Regions from separate parts of the Homo sapiens genome. Here region 1 is linked to region 2. Evidence: chromatin loops called from intact Hi-C (ENCODE). Cell type or tissue: MCF 10A. All regions are shown on one strand. Each heading gives the region's core, and the rest is flanking DNA. Links, peaks and the distances in the headings are about the cores only.

Region 1 (10,263 bases), core at 1,015-9,014, 110 kb after region 2:
AAACAGCAATGTCTTCAGAATTACTAAGTTTAGGGAAACAATTGGCCTCTGTTAAATGATGTGACTGCTTAAATTTGGAGGGTTTTTTTGGTTTGTTTTTTGCACTCTATTTTTTCTGGTTTTCTTCATTATCAAATTATACCTGCTACTTCTTAATTTCTAATCCGATGCTTTAATCTACTGTGGATTTGAGAATGATACAAATAAGCTCTCTAGAACTGGTCCAAAATAAGGGTAGAAAAGTAAAAATGAAGTCCTGAGATACCCTTCTATAAGTGACCTCTAAAGAATTTGTGCAGGAACCATATGGCATGTATTTTAGCAGCTTGGAGTCTGTGTTTGTCTCAAAAGCTGAATCTTGCCCTATAAAAAATGTAATGAGTAAATGTCTCATTTTGGTTTTCTGTGTATTATTATTTAAAGCTTGCATCTTGAAGATATTGATACATTCTAGAAATTTGGTTCTCCTGTAGTTTCTTCTATTCTCCCTAGAAGAAAATTTCTATTCTTCTGTGACTTTAAAATGGTCTTACTTTGGTTTTCAATTAAACTTTAACAATTTCAATTTGCCAGGTAAGTGATTTTTGGTAAATAAAATATTATCAGAAGTATAAGAACTACAGTGCCTACAGTAAAGGGCTTAAATTTAAACAGATATAATTTAAATAAACTCAATATTAGTCTCTAATATAATCAAATAAATGGAACATTAATTTAAGTAAACTAAATATTGACCATTGAATATTAACCAAACTGAATATTAACTAGTGACCACTGAATATAATTTAGATACAGTGAACATTAGCCACCATATATGGTAAACTATGGAAACAAAAAGATTCACACATGGAATCAATTTGTTACATGGATATGGCTTAATAACAGTTCTGCCAAGAAACCAGAGGGTCACGTAAATCCTTTTTGGATTGATTCTGTAGGTTTATGTTGATTTACTTTCTTTTTTCTCTCTCTAATATTGTTGTTTTAAGTAGTAAGTGTGCTGTTGTTGGGGAGGTAATAATAGATTTTTTATTGTTTCATCATTAGGATTCAACCTACAACCAGCAGTTAATTATCCCCAGTATAGGATTACCTTTGAAAACCAAAGTATTTGCAGCTGTCCAAGCCACTAATTTGGATGGCAGGTAATTTCAAACTCTTGTCTTTTTTAGGTTAAAACTCTTTGACTGCCTAAATCCTCATGAGTCATAAAGTTGGGCCATTCATTTTTAAATTCAGTTTGAAAATATTATCATTGCCACACCATTTAGGCATGCTACTAAAAAGAAATAACAGATTACAAAGTTTAAGAGGTTACACTCATGTTCTGTCATTAATTGGAGAATAACAAGTCTTCCCATAAAGAAGGGGGGTGGTTCTTGGAACGGGGCATGGGAAGATCTGGGATGCCGAAATGTTGTATCTCTTCATCAGAAAGATGATTAACCAAATGTAGTCATTCTGTGAACACTTGATTTGCTTGCTTTTCCATATGTATGTTACTCTTCAATATGAATTTATTAAAGAATGAAAGGACTCTGCATAAGAGTGTGTCAAAATTACATAAAATGATCTCCAGAAACATCTCTATAAAAAAACTATTAAATTTCAGATGATACTTAAGAAAATTCAGAGCAATCAAACTAAAATGGAGCTCAAAAGCTGAAGCTCTAACCGTGCCCTATAAAAAAATGTAATGTGAAAATGGCCTGTTTTGGGTTGCTTATGTATTACTATTTAAACTTTGCATCCTGAAGAGATTGGTATACTCTATAAATTTAGTTCTTCTTTACCTTCTCCCTTCCTGTCCTGAAGAATATTTCTATTCTTGTATGAGTCTTTAAAATTGTCCTTTAATAATGCAGGAGTTTTTTCCATTTCATTGGCATTCGCTTCCCATGGATTAGTATTTTTTTTATAACATCGGAGTTGGAATGGACTAATGTATAAATGTGAGCAAAATCTAACCTTGTGGAGGAAGGCTGTGGATATGTATGTGCCTCATGGCTTTCTTCACCCTAACACAGTGTCTATTGTGGACTCCACAATCGCCAAACCACTGATTCTGATATACAATTTATGCTCTAAACTCCTTTGTTGTATTTGGTATTATAACATTCTCTGATTCTGTTAGAGACAGTAATATCTAGAAACAAAAAGCTATTGTTTATAGTGAACATATAAGCATCTATGTAGCTCATTTTAAAGTTTACTTCTCAGACTTTGACCATTCAGTTGTCTTGTACACAATTATTTTATGGCATTAGACTTGACTCCCCTTAATGTGAAATTGACAATTTGGTGCAGATTTTTAAACACTTTGAGTTCAGGAGAAAGTTCTTACTTTTTAAAAACTTGTATGGGTACATAGTAGGTGTATATATTTATGGGGTACTTGAGATGTTTTGATACAGGCATGCATGTGAAATAAGCAGGATGGAATAAGAGAAAGTTTTAATGAACAATAAACTTCCGCAAATAACAAGTAATAAACAATTATATTCCATGAGATAAGAAGTTTGTCAGGCAAGCGCGGTGGCTCACGCCTGTAATCCCAGCACTTTGGGAGGCCGAGGAGGGTGGATCACGAGGTCAAGAGATTGAGACCATCCTGGTTAACCCGGTGAAACCCCGTCTCTATTAAAAATACAAAAAAAAAAAAAAAAAATAGCCGGGCTTGGTGGCGGGCGCCTGTAGTCCCAGCTACTCGGGAGGCTGAGGCAGGAGAATGTCGTGAACCCAGGAGGCGGAGCTTGCAGTGAGCCGAGGTGGTGCCACTGCACTCCAGTCTGGGCAACGGAACAAGACTCCGTCTCAAAAAAAGAAAAGAAAGAAAGAAGGAAAAAGAAGTTTCTCAATATTTACTTCCCTTGTATTAGTAACTAATATCCAAAAGGAAATTCTGACTCTAGATTATGTTTGCTTACATTCTTTCAGATGGAATGTTTTAATGGATTATTGCTATACTACCCCATCAGGAAACCCAAATGATGACATTCGATATGATCTTTTCCTTAGGTAAGACTTAGCTGTCTAAGTATTATATTGATACCAATGACCCAGTTGTAGATAATTGAAATGGAATATCTAAGTCAGATAAATTATAAAGCACTATTATAGCTTTTGAATTTCAAGTTTTACATTTTGAACTTTGAGTCCTTATAAAGCTGAAAGTATAAAATTTGAGAGCAGTTATCAACACAAAATGCTGATAAGGCTATTGTTGAATCAGAGTTCTAAGTAAGTTATGTCCACCAAAGATGTTTTATTCATGTTTAGGAATATGGGAATATTTCACTGTCTTAGGAAACGCATAGTTAGGATATTATTCGCAGGAAAAGAAATGCAATAGAGGTTACTATTTATCTGCAACTAGACTGTCTCATATGTCAAAAGGAGAGTAAAATTAAAGTAATGGTCTGGATAATTTAGACCCCAAAATACTTTTGTTCATTTATCAGTATTTAGTATAAAACTATAATATAACCTACCACTCCTTTTCTTATTAGAGCCAATAACTTCATCCTCCTTCCCCAATAGACAGTGATATAGAGTGAATGTAATATATATCTGGGAAAAAAGGACATTGATCATAAAACCATTCAATCATCTCAGTTCCTTTTCAGCATTTTTTATCTGACAGCTGAACAGACTTGAGAGTCAAGCAATGTCTTCTAATCATGCTTATAAATTGCAATTGGCTCAGCTCACTGCAGCTAATTGACACATGATGGAAGTAATATAATGGGAAACCAAAAGAATACACTTTATTGGCTAATCAAGGGCAAGATGATGTTCAGAGGGTATGGTCAAACTGTTATTCTTACATATCCTATTTCTGGAAATGTTAATTTGAGCAACATTTTTGGGAAAAATTGTCAGTATGTATCAAAATACTTAAAAATTTCATATTCTTTGATTCTAGCTTTACAAATTGGGAAATATAGTTTAAAATATTTATGACATTCTGGTCTATCAGTGATATTTAAAATAGTAAAACATGGGAACAAATTATACATTCAGCAATAAGGAAATAGCTAGGTGAATTATGGACAACCAGTAAGTTGAGAGTCCATACAGGCACTACAATCATATAAAGTTATGTATTAGATAGAAAAAAATGGTTGGCTTTCTCCTACCTTCTCCCTTTCTGTCCTATTGGTATTTCTATCTTTGAAAATAATTGATTCTTTAACATTTAAAGGTATTAAAATATCAAGGAAAAGGAACCTAATATATAATTGTGTATATAATGAACTTCATTTATATAACAGAAAAGACTGTAAAGAGAAACAGCAAAAGGCTCACAGTGGTTTTTTATGCTTGGTAGGGTTATGGATTTTTTTTGACATTTCTCTTATTTTCCCAAACTTCTATAATCCTCATATATTGATAATCTGGAATATGATCATCAGACTTCTAGTGTGAATATAGAAGCAGCTTAGTTCTGAATCTTTTCAGTTTTCTTATTGGAAACCATTCAGAGTGAAATGCATAACTAAAGAAAAAAAATTTCCCAAATGTCCTTTTTTGTGAATCTAGGAGGAAAAGAAAACCTAGAAATTCTAAAGTAAATGCTAGTGTTGGTGAAAACAGTTAAGATCAAGAGAAAATGTTGTAAAAAGCAGTGTAGAAGAGGTGGTAAGGAAGGCAAGGAAGAAAAGTGGGTGCTGAGGGGGTCTTAAGGGAGTCAGCTCCCAGAAGCAGCTGGAGAAATACACACCTAGAAGGAAAGGGCACTACTTTGAATGGAAACTGCTATCCCCAGGGCTGGGGAATCTGAAGAAAAAACAGTAGAGAATGCTCAGAGCCTCAGAAGTGGCAGATCTCATAAAGTACCAGGAAAAGTATACCTTCTAAAGGTAAAGGAATCGCCTGGGAAGGCAGGGGCTCTGTCCTTGGTGGCAAGGCTGGTGAATAAACCTCAGGAACCCAGGGCTGATGGTAGAACCCTGTGAATATCTTTTAAGTTCAGTCAGCTGCACAGTTCTGCTATATTCAAAGAAAGTTGTTATTGAAAAACAGAGGAGGGAGCCCTTGAGTTGGGGAAACCCTTAAGGAAGGTATTTACCATTCCACATTGCCTTAGGGGTCCTAAAAATTTTAGGTTTAGGGAAATCCAACTCTTTCAAACTTGAATGATAAACAGATGCAGGTATTTCTTGCAGTGTTCCAATATTCTACAGGAAAAATATCGAAAATGGCAGAAAAGAAAATTTAAAGGTGAATTAAACTCACCAGAAAAATGCTGCCATGGAATATATAATATATACATTCCCACATTAATTTTTAAAAAGCAAAAAGCATCATGGTTATGAAGATAGAATTATGAGAACTTAGGTAAGTAAGGATAGGACAGTAAAAGCCATGGCTATGGAAATGTGTAAAGGAAACTGGGATAAGTGAAAATAAACAGAAATACAAAAAAATGTGTGAGAGGAAGGGACATGTAATTAGAAGGCATTCAAAGGAGTGCAGATCACAGCAGAAACAGTGTGGGACATGAAAGATAAGTATAAGAAATACAAATAAAAATAAACAAATATGAAGGAAAATAAAAAGAGGATTAAGTAAGAAAGATAGAAATAAAAAGGTGAGAAAGGGAATTCGATATATGTATAATATGCATAATTAGAATTGTCCCCCCAAAAGCCAAAATAATAGAACACATTGTTTAAAAATATAATCCAGGAACACTTTCCTAAATTAAAAAAAAATCTTACATTGATATAATGAAATGATGCCCTGGATGAAATTGAAGATTTCATTAAGTGGAAACCAGGGGAAATATAAAAAGACATAGAAATAAAATTTAAAAATTAGAATTTTACCTCTTACAAAACTTACTTCTGGTGGCCAACAAGTAAGTAAGGAAGTAAGGATACAGAAAATCTAAACGACATACGCAATAAGCTATATACAGAGAGACAGCAATTTATAACGATATCAAAAACCAGAAAGTCCTCACCACTTGGAAGTTGTAAAACCCATAAATAAGACTTGTATCAAAAATGAAAATATGAACCAATGTTTTGGAAGAAGTTAAGAAAAAGTTGGTTCCTTGAAAAAATACATTAATAGAGAATCACAAGCTAATCACGTCAAGAAAAAAAGGGATAAATGACAAATACAAAAAGATAAGCCGGGAATCAACATGGAAATGAGCAGAGTATGGTTCTATCAGATATCACAATCAATAAAATGTCACAATTATTAAAGGAATGTGATATTATGCAAAGCTAGACACATAGACAAAAGTCACAGAACAGTAAACTGAGAAATAGATCCCCAAACATATGGGAATTTAGTGTAAGATAGAGTGTGGTACCACAAATCAGTGGGATAAGTAGATTTTTTAAAACAGTGTTGGACATGGATAACAGTAAGATAAAAAATAGTATTGGACCTATACTTCACTCAATATACCATAATAAAACCTAAATAGATTATTAATTTAAAGGTAAAAACTACAACTTTAAAACTGGTAGAATAAAACAAGAGAAATACCTTTAAAACTTTGGAGTAAGGAAACTGGCTTCAGTGTAAATACTAGAAGCCACAAAATAACATATTGAAAATTTAACTACGTAAGAATAAAACTGTACACACACACACACACACACACACACACACACACACACACGGAATGTCCAAAGCCAAATAACAAAGGGAAACAATTTGCAACTTATATAACAACCAGTAACCACTTTTCTTAATACATAAAAGAACTCATAAGAATCAGAAAGAAAATGGCCAAGAACACAACAGAATTGATCAAAAGACACAAACCATTTTCAGATAAAGAAATGCAAATGACTATAAGGTATGTGAAGATACACAAACTCATTAATTATAAGAAAATACAAGTTAAAATTATAGGGTGATAGTTCATTTTTACTCTCAAATAGGGAATAATAAAAAATTTGATCCATACATTTCGCTGATGTAGCTCTGGAGAAGTAAGCATTGTTTTCATATATTGCTTGTGAAGTCCAAAATTGAATAATATTTATATAGGGCAAAGTGACAATATCTATTAAATGATTATATGGATGTATTCTGTAGTTAATCCTGTACATGTTCAACATGATATATTGTAAGATTATTCATTATTAGTTTTTAAAAAGCAAAAGATTCAAAAACAATGCATGTACATAAATAGGAAACTGATTAAATAAACTCTGAAACATGTCCATGATGAAATACTATACAGCTGTGGAAAAAAATGAGGAAGCTCTCTAAATATTGATACGGAAAGATCTCTAACACTGCTAAATCTTTAAAAGGCGAGGTACCACATAGTGTAGACAATATGCTATCATTTGTTTAAGGAGGGAGGACAATAAGAATACATTGCTTCTGTTTCTATTTTCATATACCCTGGGAATGATGTGAAAATAAATGAAAATAAATGAGAATGAAAATAAGTGAGATCACCTCTGGCAGGTTTCTATGTATTTTAAATTATTTGGATTTTTGAACTACATGAAAGTATAATTCTTCTAACTATTAATGCAATCAGAAACTGATCTGTTTAAATTTTGTGATCCAGGTTTTATTGTCATATCTGTTGAATTAGCTTATGCTATGATTAAATATCTGTAACGTGGCATGGTTCTGTTAGCTCTTAATGTAATGGCGGAGTCTTAATACGGTAGAAATTAATTTACAAGTCCCAGTAGGTTGGTACTTTCCAGTGATGTCCTGTTTTCACGTTCCCTAAAATTTAGCTGTGACAAGGACCCTCAGACCACCGTCATTGAGAATGGCCGAAGCCAGCGGGGCCGGTTTTCTTTTGAAGTGTTCCGATTTGTGAAACACAAGAATCAGAAAATGTCCACTGTCTTCTTGCACTGCGTTACCAAGCTCTGCAGAGCAGATGACTGCCCCTTCCTTATGCCGGTATGTTTTTAAGGAACTTCATTTTAAGTTGTTGAATTGATCTAAGCTGAAAGGTTATCAAATGTCAGAAACTAAGTTCTGCATAGAAAGTGGATATGTGTTAGATCAAATAGTTTGAAGTAGGATTTATTCATTTGTCTAGTAAAGATCTGCTAAATATCCTACTTTGTGCCAAGCATTATACCGAGGATACAGAGATGAGGTGTGCACAAATTCTGAATTTAATTAGATTATTCTTTAGGATCATTAGCTAGTCACAGAAGAAATCAAGACAAAAATCTTATGGTGCAAAGGCAGACAAATATATGGGTTGTAGTAACAGGCAGTATTCACCATTGTGAGAGAGATGAAGCAGGAGAGGTTGAGAGGATTGTTAGAGATGAACTCCAGCTGTTACTTCGAAGAGGACTGAACCCCAGAGAACCAAAATCAAGAGTGTGAGAGACATTGCTGGCCAAACGATGGTCAAAGACAGAGACACATAAATTAGTGTGATCAGAGAGCTTCTAGTTCTTCAGTAGGGTTGTAGAGCAGAGTAGAGATGATTGGAAAACCCAGGGAGTGGACTGGGCTGGTGCTGGAAAGGTAGATTGTGGCCAGATGGTCGGGAAATCACTGAGCTTAAAAGTTAAAAGCAATGAAAGGTGTGCATCTGTATTGCATACAGCCACCATTAAAATAAAGATCCATTTAAAGTAGTGAATAAAAAAAATTCTATTCTGACCGGCTCTCTAGGGCCACATCATTATTAACCTGAGAAAAATGCATGCCCTTTTTTAATTTGAAATACCATTAATATGTTTATATTTATGTTCAATTTATGCATAAATGGGAAGCTATTTCTTCATACTCATTGATCCCTTTGGACTAATAAGCTATGACAGATGGGGGTAAATGGAGAGTCCACATTACCTTGAGTCCATGCTGACCAACATTTCCGGGAAGGATTTATTAAAGGCTTGAGAGAAATAAAAGTAGAAAAGTTTGATAAACACAGCACTTTTTCAAGAGAGCCATTGAGCTATGTAAATTAATGAGGCAGTGCACAATTACAGCGGGAGGAAATAAGAAATGTGGCCCAAGCCAGGGTAAGAAACACTGTAGCAGTTACATGCAAAGTAATTAAATAAATGCACGGAAGGAAATGAATAAAATTAAACATGTGGTATCTCTTCCAAAAGAATCTGCTTTCCAAATGGCCATAAAGAAACAATTCTGCGCCGGTGTGGAATTTCATTTGTTTTCATTAACACCTCAGATTTGCAGCCACAGAGAAAGGAGAGATGCTGGGAGGAGGACGACTTGGAGCCCCCAGAGCTCTTCTGGCAGCGCGGTGCTCTCTGCTGGTCCCATCATTACTCGGAGTGGTAAGTGTGCTCCTCCTTCTGTATGTAGTAATAGACGGTTCCAAAATGCCTCGTTACTTGGCTTCTAACGAGAACTCAAAGTGGTTCCTAAACAGCACTAATTAATTGTGAGACAAGATAAACTACTAAGCAACTTTAATTTCACAGTAGTTTCCCTGTTTACTCAACTTTCACACAAAGGGCAATATTGTCTTTACTACGTTTCCTGTTTTCACACACACATACACACACACACACACACACACGCACACACGAGTAGGCCATGCTGGACCTGTTTTATTTATTTATTTATTTGAGACGGAGTGTCTCTCTGTTGTCCAGGCTGGGGTGCAGTGGTGTGATCTCGGCTCACTGCAACCTCCGCCTCCCGGGTTCAAGAGATTCTCCTGCCTCAGCCTCCAGGGTAGCTGAGATTACAGGCGCCTGCCACCATACCTGGCTAATTTTTGTATTTTTAGTAGAGATGGGGTTTCACCATGTTGCTCAGGCTGGTCTCGAACTCCTGACCTCATAATCCACCCACCTTGGCCTCCCAAAGTGCTGGGATTACAGGCGTGATCCCAGCTCATGCTGGACGTGTGTATCCGCTTGGATACCCTGTGGATCCGCTTCACCGTCCTCTGCCCTGCTGTCGCCCATGACTACTAATTTGAGTGCGCTGCAGCCTCTAGCTCCCTTGCCCTCTAGTTTCTGGTTGGGCTTGACCAATAGGTGGTGCTGTAAGCAGATGGGAGGGCACAGAAATTGTGGCGTCCACAGGGCTCCTCCCAGACAATTCTCTCCCTAGAACTACTCTGAAAACCCTCTCCTTATCCCTTAACTCTACTCTCTCTTGTGAATTCTCCACGTCTTTATAAATAGCCTATTAAACACTCCGTACATGGCCCAGTTTGAGTACCATTTGTTTCCTTTCAGAATTCTGCATATTACATACTCTCATCTACTGCATTCATTTGTGCTCATGAATTCATATAATCTAATGGACACAACTATT
Region 2 (10,263 bases), core at 795-8,794:
GGATTATGTTTTAGAACTGTATAATAGTCATCCTAGGTAAATAATTTTACTATTGTATGAAAAATCTTCAGTCTGCCAAATCTGATAGTTGTGTCGTGGTAGAAAGCCTGTAGCATGGCTCCTGAATGTGTTCCTATCCTTGTGGAGACCCCTTCCACAATGTACCAGGTTTGATATGGGTGACTGATAACATATGACAGAGGTGAGGGTAAGTCATTTCCAAGATTAAGGTATAATAAAAAATAATGGTCTCTGCATTATGGTCTTTCCTGTCTAAAGTCTTGTGTAGTTTAAGAATACGAAATGGAAGTTTCAGAAAATACGTTTTTCTCAGTCTGTAGGAACAGGTCTACAGTGTAATTGTGTTCTACACAGGGAGATACATAGGCCTTTGTTAATAAATTAGATTTGGATTAGATTAGTTTAGGTTTAACAGAGACGATCTTTTCATTTGAGTGGAAACAATTGACATTAATGAGATAAAATATTTAAGTTCAGCATTTATATTCTGTATTGGCTACTCTCATGCACACTCTGTCTCTCATATCTCATTTTGGGAGAAACCAGTTGACATGTTATGAATACTCAGGCAGCCTTAGAGTGACCCAAGGGAAAAGAAATACAGACCTCTGTCCAATCGTCAGTGAAGAAGCGGGACCTGCCAACAACCACATGAATAAAAGCACACCCTCCCCTGATTAGACATTCAGAGGAGACTGAATCCCTGCTGACTTCTTGACTACAACAACCTCCTGGAAGACCTTGAGCCAGACCAAGTTTAGCTACTCTTAAATTACTAACCGACAAAAATTATAAAATAATAAATATCTACTGCTTTAAACTTTGAGATAGTTTGTTGTATAACAATAAATAACCAATAAATATGATCTTTCCTAAATGTACAAGATATGAGTTCATGGGTTAGTGAATCATTCCTGCTTTTAAATTGAACATCTCAATTTTCTTGTTTTACTAAAATACTAGTCAATGACTAAGAACCAAAGATTTATAAAAATATGGTACACCTAATTCTTATAATAACTTATACTCAGTAAATCGTGTACTTACTCAAAAAAATTACCCCCGAATGAAAACTTATGGTATATGTCTATTAGATCAATGCAAAAGTAATTGTGGTTTTTGTCATTTAAAACTAATGGCGAAAACCGCAATTATTTTTGCACCAACCTAATATCTAGTTACCAAACTAAAACAATACAAAACTATAACTTAATAAAATTTAACTGCCTCTCCAATATGAAAGGTCAATTTTGTATTATTGAAATGACTAATGAAAAAGCAAATGAAAATTAGAGTGAATTTAAATTAATAATCATAACCTTCATTTTGACCTTCAAAATATATAATAGAGTTCCAATTCATTATAATTGAGACTGTGACTTCGTTTACAAAAAAACAAACTGCAGAAGTAATTGGACTGCTTTTTAAATTAAGGCAACAAAATATGAAGTTTTAGAATAGCTGAGATTATTGCTCTGCCACTTGAAGATGACCAGTCTTTACCCCCTTGAATCTTTAGATTTAAAATTATACCACTTATTAGAGGTATTAATTTAGTCTAAACTCATTTCTTCATTGAGAAAACAGATGTTGGTGGCTGTCACAGGAAGTATTTGATGTACCTGGAAGCATAAAGTGATCTTTCCTTCTCCAGCTAAACAGAAAGTAAAGAGGATGTAGATTCTTGCCTGAGAGTATTTACCAGGGCTTCCCCCTAGAGCTTGGTAGCTAAAGCCATAAACACTTGACTGGGTAATGGGATCAATTCTTATTTCTGGGAGTCTGAAAGGGGATTATGGAAAGCCACTAAGATGATAAGTTTCATGTTACTCCTTTTTTGGTTCCAGACCAGTGATTCTCGAATTTGGCATGCATTGAATCATATGGCAACCTGTGAAAACATAGATTGCTGGTGCCTATACCTAGAGGTTTGTGTATAGTAATTGCAAGATGTGGCCCAGGAATTAGTTACCCAGTGATGATGCTGTTTCTGCTGTCCAGGGACCACATTTTGAGAACAACTGGTCTAGAACGTATGATTTCTGTTTGTCTTTGGGAGAGCTGTGCTTGTGTTGGTGGTCAGTCTTCATCGAGGAAGTGGAGCCTGCCAACAACCACATGAGTTAGCGTAAAAGCACACCCTCCCTGATCAGACATCCCGAGGGACTGAATCCCTGGCTGACTTCTTGATTACAAGGTCTTCTTGGAAAACCTTGAGCCAGACCAAATTAAGCTATTCTTAAGTTAAGATACTCTTAAATTCCTAACTCATAGAAATTATGCAATAGTAAATATCTATTTATTTAGCAGTGAAGAGGAGGAAGCTAAACTACATTTCTTAGACACTTTGGTAGTTAGATGAGTTCTGGTCAATAGAATCCGCATATGGTCTTAAATGCCACTTGCAGGTCCCCCTGCCCTAAAACATCTCAGGTAATCTTCCATATTGTCACCCTGTCACTCTTTGGGCAGCTGAATGAAAAGGATTACGTGGAGGGAAGGCTTTGAGAAAAGCCTTTGCATGCTTGTTTCTTCTAATTATTCTTCTCTTAAGAAGACTATGGGACATAATCTTCCCATAATGAACTATGTGTTATATGACTACCAAAGTCATGAATTTGGCTTGGGCAATAGCATGCCTCAGCATGTAGAAGTGGGTATATAAAAATAGGCACAAGTATGTCCTGAAAAACACATGTGAGTGGCATGAACCAGTAGATCAGATGCTCCACACCTTACTCTTGCTACACGTCTGCCTATCTCTTTACCCATACCTATAGCCTTATGGGACATTCCCTATGACTAATTGACAGAGGAAGAAGGACTATTTAGCCTTATTTATAGATACTACTGCATCATATGGTGATGCAAGTAAAAGGTCAGCTGCTCTAGCACTAATGTGCCCTGAATACTGTGGGCAGAGCTCTGAATACTTTGTTTACTTGCCTGAAAAGAGAGGTAGCAAAGGTATGTATCTAAAGTAATCACAGGGCAGCAAGCTAACAGTTTGTTTAGAAGGAACTTAGAAATCACAAGCTTGATGGATTGCTGAAAAGCAATCTAGGGAAGACTTCTGTGGATAGGACTCTTGCAATGGGGACATAGAGAATATTTAAATCACAATATTCAAATACTCAATACTCAAAGGGAAGCCATTTGAGTAAGGTTTTTGATAATGAAGTAGACAAGATGACCTATTCCATGGATGTCAGTCAGCCATTCCTGTGCTTGCTTTAATGGGCTAATGAACACAGTGGCTATGGCTTCAGGGATGGAGGTGGATATGTATGGACTCAAAATTAGGGGCTTACTTTACCAAGACTGAACTGTCTGTCATCACCACTGAGTAACTAATCTACCAATAACAGTGTCTACTTTTGAGCCCCTGATAATACACCACTGTCTGGGGGACCAGCCAACCACCTGGTGGTGCATTGATCACATTGGATCTCTTCCATCATGGAGGGGGCAGCAATTTGTCTTCATAGGAAAAGGCACTCACTCTGCCTTTCTTGCCTTCAATGCTTCTTCTAATACTATCATCTATGATTAATTGAATGCCTCAAGGTATCACACAGAATCTTGCTTTTGACCAAGAAAGATATTGTACAATAAAATAGCAGAGGTAATGGGCTTAAATCCATGTGGGAGTCAGGAGAAGGAGATGCTGGTTTTATATGATATTCCTTCACTGCAAAACACAGATGGCCTGACAGAACAGTGGAATGGCCTATTAGATTCATAGTTACAAAGCTGCCCTGGATTACAACACTTAGGAATTTGAGGAGCTGTCATATGCAATGCAATATAAGCTGTGAACCAGTGACTAATATGATGTTATTTCTTCAATACAAAGAATGCTTGAGTCCAGGATCCAAGGGATTGAAATAGAGTGGATTTATTCACTCTTACCCAAAATAGTCCTCTCACAAAATTTATACTTTCTCCTTCTGCATGTTTTGGTTCTCTGGTTAAAAAACTATTATTTCTTAAAAAGAGAATAATCACACTGGGAGACTAAGCAGGGCTCCATTTAACTGGCAGTTGAGATTGCTACATGGTTACTTCAGCCTTCTCAGGCCATTGAATCAACAAGCAAATAAGAAAGTTGCTTTCCTGACTGTGATGACTCATCCTGGTTATCAGAGGGAAACAGGGTTTCTACTACAAAGTAAGAAAGAGTATGTAGAACTCAGGAGATTTTTAAAGGTATCTCTTGGTACTTCCATGACCAGTGGTAAAAGTTAATGGATGATAATAGCAATTGAAGTCAAGGCCACACATGGCTCAGACCATGCAGGAATCAAAACATGTGGCAGAGATAAGCACATGGAATGAGTTGTGGAAAAAATAAATGACCAGTTACAGAAATGAGGATGGTGATAACTGCATATTTTTTTCTTTGTTTATTATATACTAAAGAATGTGTTAATCATTTCTCCTACCCCATTTTTTTTGCTATTTTATGTAAGTTATGTGACTGGTGGCTAGCCCTTTGTCTAGTAGGGCTGCCATAGCAAAATAGCACAGACTGGTGGCTCAAACAACAGAAGATTTTATCTCACAGTTCTGAAGTCTAAGAGTTCAAAAGCAAGGTGCCATCAGGCTTGGATTTTCCCGAGGCCTCTCTCCTTGGCTTGCAGATGGGTATCTTCTCACTTCATCCTCACATGTGCTTTTCTCTGTGTGCATGCACCCCTGGTGTCTCTTCCTCTTCCTCTAAGGACATCAGTCCTATTGGATTAGGGCCCCACTCCTCTAACCTCATTTAACCCTAATTACTTCCTTAAAGGCCATATCTCCAAATTCAGTCACACTGGGGATAGGGTTTCAACACATCAATTTTGGGAGGACATAATTCAGTCCTTAATATCTTATAATTCAGTATGTACAATATTAAATAACAAAGGATACTTTGAGAATAGACATGAACATCAACAGAGTTGGATACAGTGAATTATGGGACTCGAGAGGCAAATGTCTTCTCCTTTAGGTGAAAGGATGAACCTGCTTTTATTTGTGTAAGGAATACATTCACCAAGTTAGGTGAAAGCATACTATTGTTTTTTAATTTTGTTGTTTCAAAACTTAGATATTGGTAAACAGGTATGTATGGATGGTGAGTATCCAAAGGTTAGGACTGAATGATACTGAGGATCATCCCAGTCTGTCTAAGCTATCTCTACAACTACTTTTCTAGGCTCTTCTCAGCAGGCCTCTGATTAAATTCTGCCAATAAGAGACATTTGTGTAATTCTTGGAAAGTGGAAGAAAAGAAGAAGCTATTATTCTTTAGTGGTGACTATGGACAGGTGTGTGGTTATCATCAGAGGTAGATATGATATAAATTTTGTCTCATTCTAGGCCACTTCTTGAGAATCGGCTACTTTAATGGTGTGGGCTGCTGAGATCCTTCACGGGGGCTTTCCTGTGATCCATGCATTCTGACTCCTGAAAGCTAGCAGTGGCCTTTCTTATCTTTACTCTCCAGCCATTCTGATGGTAATCTTCTTATTCATCTCAATGGCTTTCCTTTTCATGACCTACCCTGATTGATACAATTGAGAGCATATATAGTTATGCATGCAGCTGATGAGGAGATTGTAAAAAGAGTGGCCCATGAGGGCTCTATCTTATATAGATTTATGGTATAAAACTTTGAATGTTATGAGTCATCACTGATTGACCCTTTGAAGGCCCTCAGGATATTGTTCCAGAATTAATGACTCTTAAGGGAGAGACTTTCTTGCTGGAGGCACATAGGTGATTTTTGTTGAGAAGAATCCTTGGGGTAGTTAGTAGTATTTTCCTAAAGGCAAATGGGGGTAAAAGAAGGTGGGTTTTTATAAAATAGAGAAATCTGATGTCTGGGAAGCCAAAAAGAGGTGGCATTAAAGCAAACTTGTTTTGTGTTTCTCTCTTGATTATTGAAAATGTTTTATTTGTGACATAATTTAACTTTTCACATTCTATGTGCTATTTCCCTTGAATTACCCAAACTTTTCAGTAAAGTCTATTTGATGGTGTTGCCGAGAACCGTGGGACAAAGTGAGAAAGTAAAGTGTCATTTACTGTCTCTTACTATCATCGCATTCCGTTTGTAAAGTGTCATTTACTGTCTCTTACTATCATCGCATTCCGTTTGTAAAGTGTCATTTACTGTCTCTTACTATCATCGCATTCCGTTTGTAAAGTGTCATTTACTGTCTCTTACTATCATCGCATTCCGTTTGAGGGGAGTGTGCACCTAACTCCAGGTGGGGATCAGTGGGAAACAGTGGCCTGTGGAAGAGTGAGAAACAGCACAGAGAAGGGCGTGATGTTAATGAGATCATTTGGTAAGGGAGTGAGACTGACTTTCTGCTTTCTAAAAAGAAACCACAGGGAGCTGATCTTTGAGAGCATGGGGTTGGATACTTGGGCATATGAGTAAAATAAAAGAAATGGATTAGCTGCCTTCTAAATCCACTTTCACTTTTAAGACCCTACAGTTTTATAACCCCTGAGCAGAACCCTCCATACTTCTGATCTATTTCAGTGCCATTACTTAAGGCATCACGGTAGCTGGATGTATTTCTTTTGAAACTTGGTCCTTGAATACCGTGTCTTGATTTTCCGTCTCTTGAATCTAACAATCGGCTAGTGGAAATGGGAATCTCAGATGTAAAAATAAAAGATATATTTTATGGGTCAGGTTTTACAATGAATGAGGATCTTGAGTATAAAAATTTGAAGTAAATTACATGGTTAATCATGGCTGTAGTGTCTTGTTATTTGAATTGTCTTTCTTTAGTAACTGGTCTCTTAAGCAGCTTCTCTTCTAATAGATCCTCATGAGGTTAATTAGATCACTCATTTAACAGTCATATTTGGCTTACTCAATCTTTGCTTGCTTGTCCTCAGACTCATTTAGTAGTTCAAAGTCAAACTTGCTCTCTTGTTACCTAAATTCTGACTTCATGGTTTCTAAAAGTTTTCCAAGAGTAAAACTTGGAAATCACGTTTTACTTAAACCATGTTTAAACCAGTTTACTTTAACCAAGTAAAACCCCTTTTTGAGACTAATATGATCCACCTGGACAAAAAAAGCTATCTGCTTCCCTCTTATATGCCTTTTCTAGCTGATTAGCCTCTGAACAATAGACATACTCTTTTTTTTTGGTGGTTTCTGCATGACCTGCTCCAATCAGTCCCCTTACCTTTTGAGCTCTTTTTTCTCTAAGAGCTTTTCTAGTTCTCTTAATTCTTAATCTCAGTGTTTGTGTAGCTGAGCTTCCCCCTCACTTGTTTTATGTCATGTGACATAATCCAGGGAGTTTCAGTACAGCCCAATCTAGTAATGAAAATAACTGCTTCTACAATTAAATTGGTATTATGATTATGTGTCAGGGACCAAAGGTGAATTACATGATAGAGGCTTTACAATGAAATTGCATAATGTTATAGCTGCAAGGGACAAGAAGGGTCCAATCTAGTGTGATTCTCTCATTTTACAGATGAAAATTATGAGACCTTCACAATTGTTTAGTGCCCTATTAGTAACTAATGGGAAAACATCCTGATTTTGGCTCACTGCAAACTCTCTAATATCATACTGCTACTTTGATATTGTTTTTATGATATAAATATAGAGTTGGTAACTTTCAAATCTCAAACTATAATTTCCCTTTCCCTGAGCAACTGTTGTTAAGATTGTGTGTCAACAGACAAAAATGAAAGATTTTGTTGTTGTTGTTTGTAATTTTAGGTAGGCAAGTTAATTTCTGCCCTTAGTTTGATGCAGATTTTATTTTCTTCCCTGAGAATTTTCCTAGAATGTTCTAAAGGATTATATTATAATGACTTAAGGCAGGGATATTTTCTGAAAACGGCCCATTATTCTGTTACTCTCCTTTCAGGCAAGTTTCAATTTTACCAATTTAAATTACATGGAGGATAGTTATTGGAACTTCATATTTGGATTAGCTTTGTTTTTTGATACCTGAAGCAGCAACCTTACTAATGAATGGAGCTTGTCCGGCAATATATTGGCAACTACATATCAAGGTTGGTTAAACTTAGTTGTGAGGGCTTTCAATAATGGGCTACTCTAGGGCTATGCACAAAAGCCATATCTGAACATGTAAAGTGGAAAATTGAAACAATTTATGCATCTTGATAATTCAAATAAATGTTCTAACATTTACCTCAATTACTTTGAATCTGCAAGAAAATGCGTTCCTATGTTTGAATTAGTCTGAAAATGGCCTCAGAGTTTTATTCCAATTTACATGTCCAGATATAGCTTTTGGGAAATGATAATAGTGATGGCTTCCATTATGTTCCAGGCACTATTAGGTGATTTTAATATATTATTTCTACCCTCATACCAACTCCACAAGCTAGGCATTGTTATTCATTCCCATTTTACCCATGAGGAAACTAATCTCATAGAGGTTACAGGATTTATGAACAGCTTGAAATAGTAAATTTCTTTGAAGAAAATTGGCAAAGTGATGAAAAAAGCAATACATGTTGTTAAGTCTTGGCGAATAAATAAATGCTGCAACATTATTTATTGGTTTGAACAGACAAGAAGTTAAAGCCCAAAGACTTTGCACCTCCAGTAGTCTTCACTCCTCTTGCTTGGCCATAGTGTGATGGTGATTTTGGATTTTGCCTTCCTTTCTTTGTGACTTTAGATCATTATTTCCATGCTTTCTTTTTCTTTTTTTTTAAAAGTTTAATTTTATTTTCCAAATCTTTAAGTGAAGAAGTCGAAACCAAAAGATTAAAAAAAGTGTACCCTCTATAAAATAACGTATGTCAAAATACCAAGTTACATTCTTTTTCTAAGGTAATAATTTGCCTTAGAAAATTCCAAGCTATACTGGAATGCATTAACTTGCTACAATTTTGACAGAGGCAGTCTGTGTGCACAAATCCCTCGAATACTGATGGGACTGTGATTCTATCCTGAAAAAAGAAGAGTCTGAATACAAATTTTAGAGGGCTAGAAAGTGTTTAATGTCTCATTGTTTGTATCAAGATTCTAAATCACATTCAAGTCAATGACTCTGATCTTCATATCAATGCACAAATGGAACAGAAGATAAAAGCCAGGAAAGCTGTTCTCTGAGTAGAACACTGATTTTGTTCTCATGTTACCAGCAAGAGACCATTTGGGATATGTAAGCCCCAGGTTGAGTGCTTCGCATTTGTTAGAGCTCCTCAATGTTTGAAATGGGTTTTCCCTTTAGGGAGCCCATCCATTTGGACAAGTGCTACATCAGATCAAAAGACATGGGAAGAGGTATTTTGTGCACAGATTGAATTTTTTTTTGGCAACATAACATAGCCTTTTAGCACAACATTGTCTATTCTCTACTGATTGTTCTTTTCTTTCTTTTTTTTTAAAAAAATAGTTGGAGTCTGTTTTCCAATAGTGTCAGGCTTTTTTTCATGTGGCAAATTGGCTAGCAGCCACCTGGAGATCATTTGAAATGAAAGCTGGTGTTAAGGGATTTGGTTTTTCAGCTCCAGTTGCTATTATTTTCTAGATTATTAAATGTTAATCAAATTGCTCACTGTATTAAAATTATTATTCTAATTTTTGTGTTATTTACTATTTGGGAAACACAATATAAACCTTTAAAACTTTTAGTTACTATGATATTCTTTTTAAAATGTCATAGAAATACTAAAATAATTATGTCTGTAGTTTTTAGTCTCTTTAGGTTCAGTGGAAGTCAGTATCATCAGCATCTTAAGTGTATCATCACTTTAAAATTTTTTCACGGGAGGTAGTCTGAACCCAAATCGCTACTTTAATTATAAAGAAAGGTTAACCCAGCAATAGGAAGTAGTGACCACATTTTATTTCCAAAAGCTGATGCTGATCCATTTAAGGTGAACATTGTTTGCAAGAGCTTTGAACACACAAATTCCTGGCCATGCTGTGCAGTGAACAAATCCCAAGTGGTTGGAGACTGCACCAGGAAGAATGCCATTGTGGGGGAGCATTAAGAAATGAAGAAAGGGAGGGAAAAAGTGTTGTTCTGCTTTCCTCTATCATGCATTTAGGATAATTCCTGGCATGACTGATTCGGTTTTCCCCTGCTGTCATTAGCAATCGTTGCCAATCATGGTTAATCATCTACTTCCAAAATGAAAAGAGATTTGGCTGAGATGCAGTTGGAACTACTTCTGCTGCATCCCTGGGGATGTTACTGGAAATTTAACAAATTCCTGTTTCCAAACTAC

The links. Hi-C counts contacts between places; a loop is a spot of excess contacts. Peaks named below come from ENCODE experiments on the same cell type or tissue, not always from the same donor. Only the 100,000 strongest peaks of a DNase experiment are listed, where the experiment ranks them.
Region 1: it touches region 2 in a loop (2.0-fold over the local background); 1 of 110 quality-filtered maps calls a loop at or near these places.

The regions. Positions count from the first base shown.
Region 1 is chr3:102,461,234-102,471,496 of GRCh38, forward strand. ZPLD1 (zona pellucida like domain containing 1) reads left to right here. Exons shown (of 12, transcript NM_001329788.2): 7 at 1,048-1,145; 8 at 2,938-3,018; 9 at 7,731-7,902; 10 at 9,161-9,269. Among named protein-coding and RNA genes, the nearest start is that of ZPLD1, 31 kb to the left of the region's middle. In MCF 10A, for the core only: a CTCF peak has its summit at 5,073; no DNase peak of the experiment used is centred there.
Region 2 is chr3:102,351,208-102,361,470 of GRCh38, forward strand. No RefSeq gene overlaps it. Among named protein-coding and RNA genes, the nearest start is that of ZPLD1, 79 kb to the right of the region's middle. In MCF 10A, for the core only: no CTCF peak of the experiment used is centred there; DNase peaks (open chromatin) are centred at 3,804 and 4,114.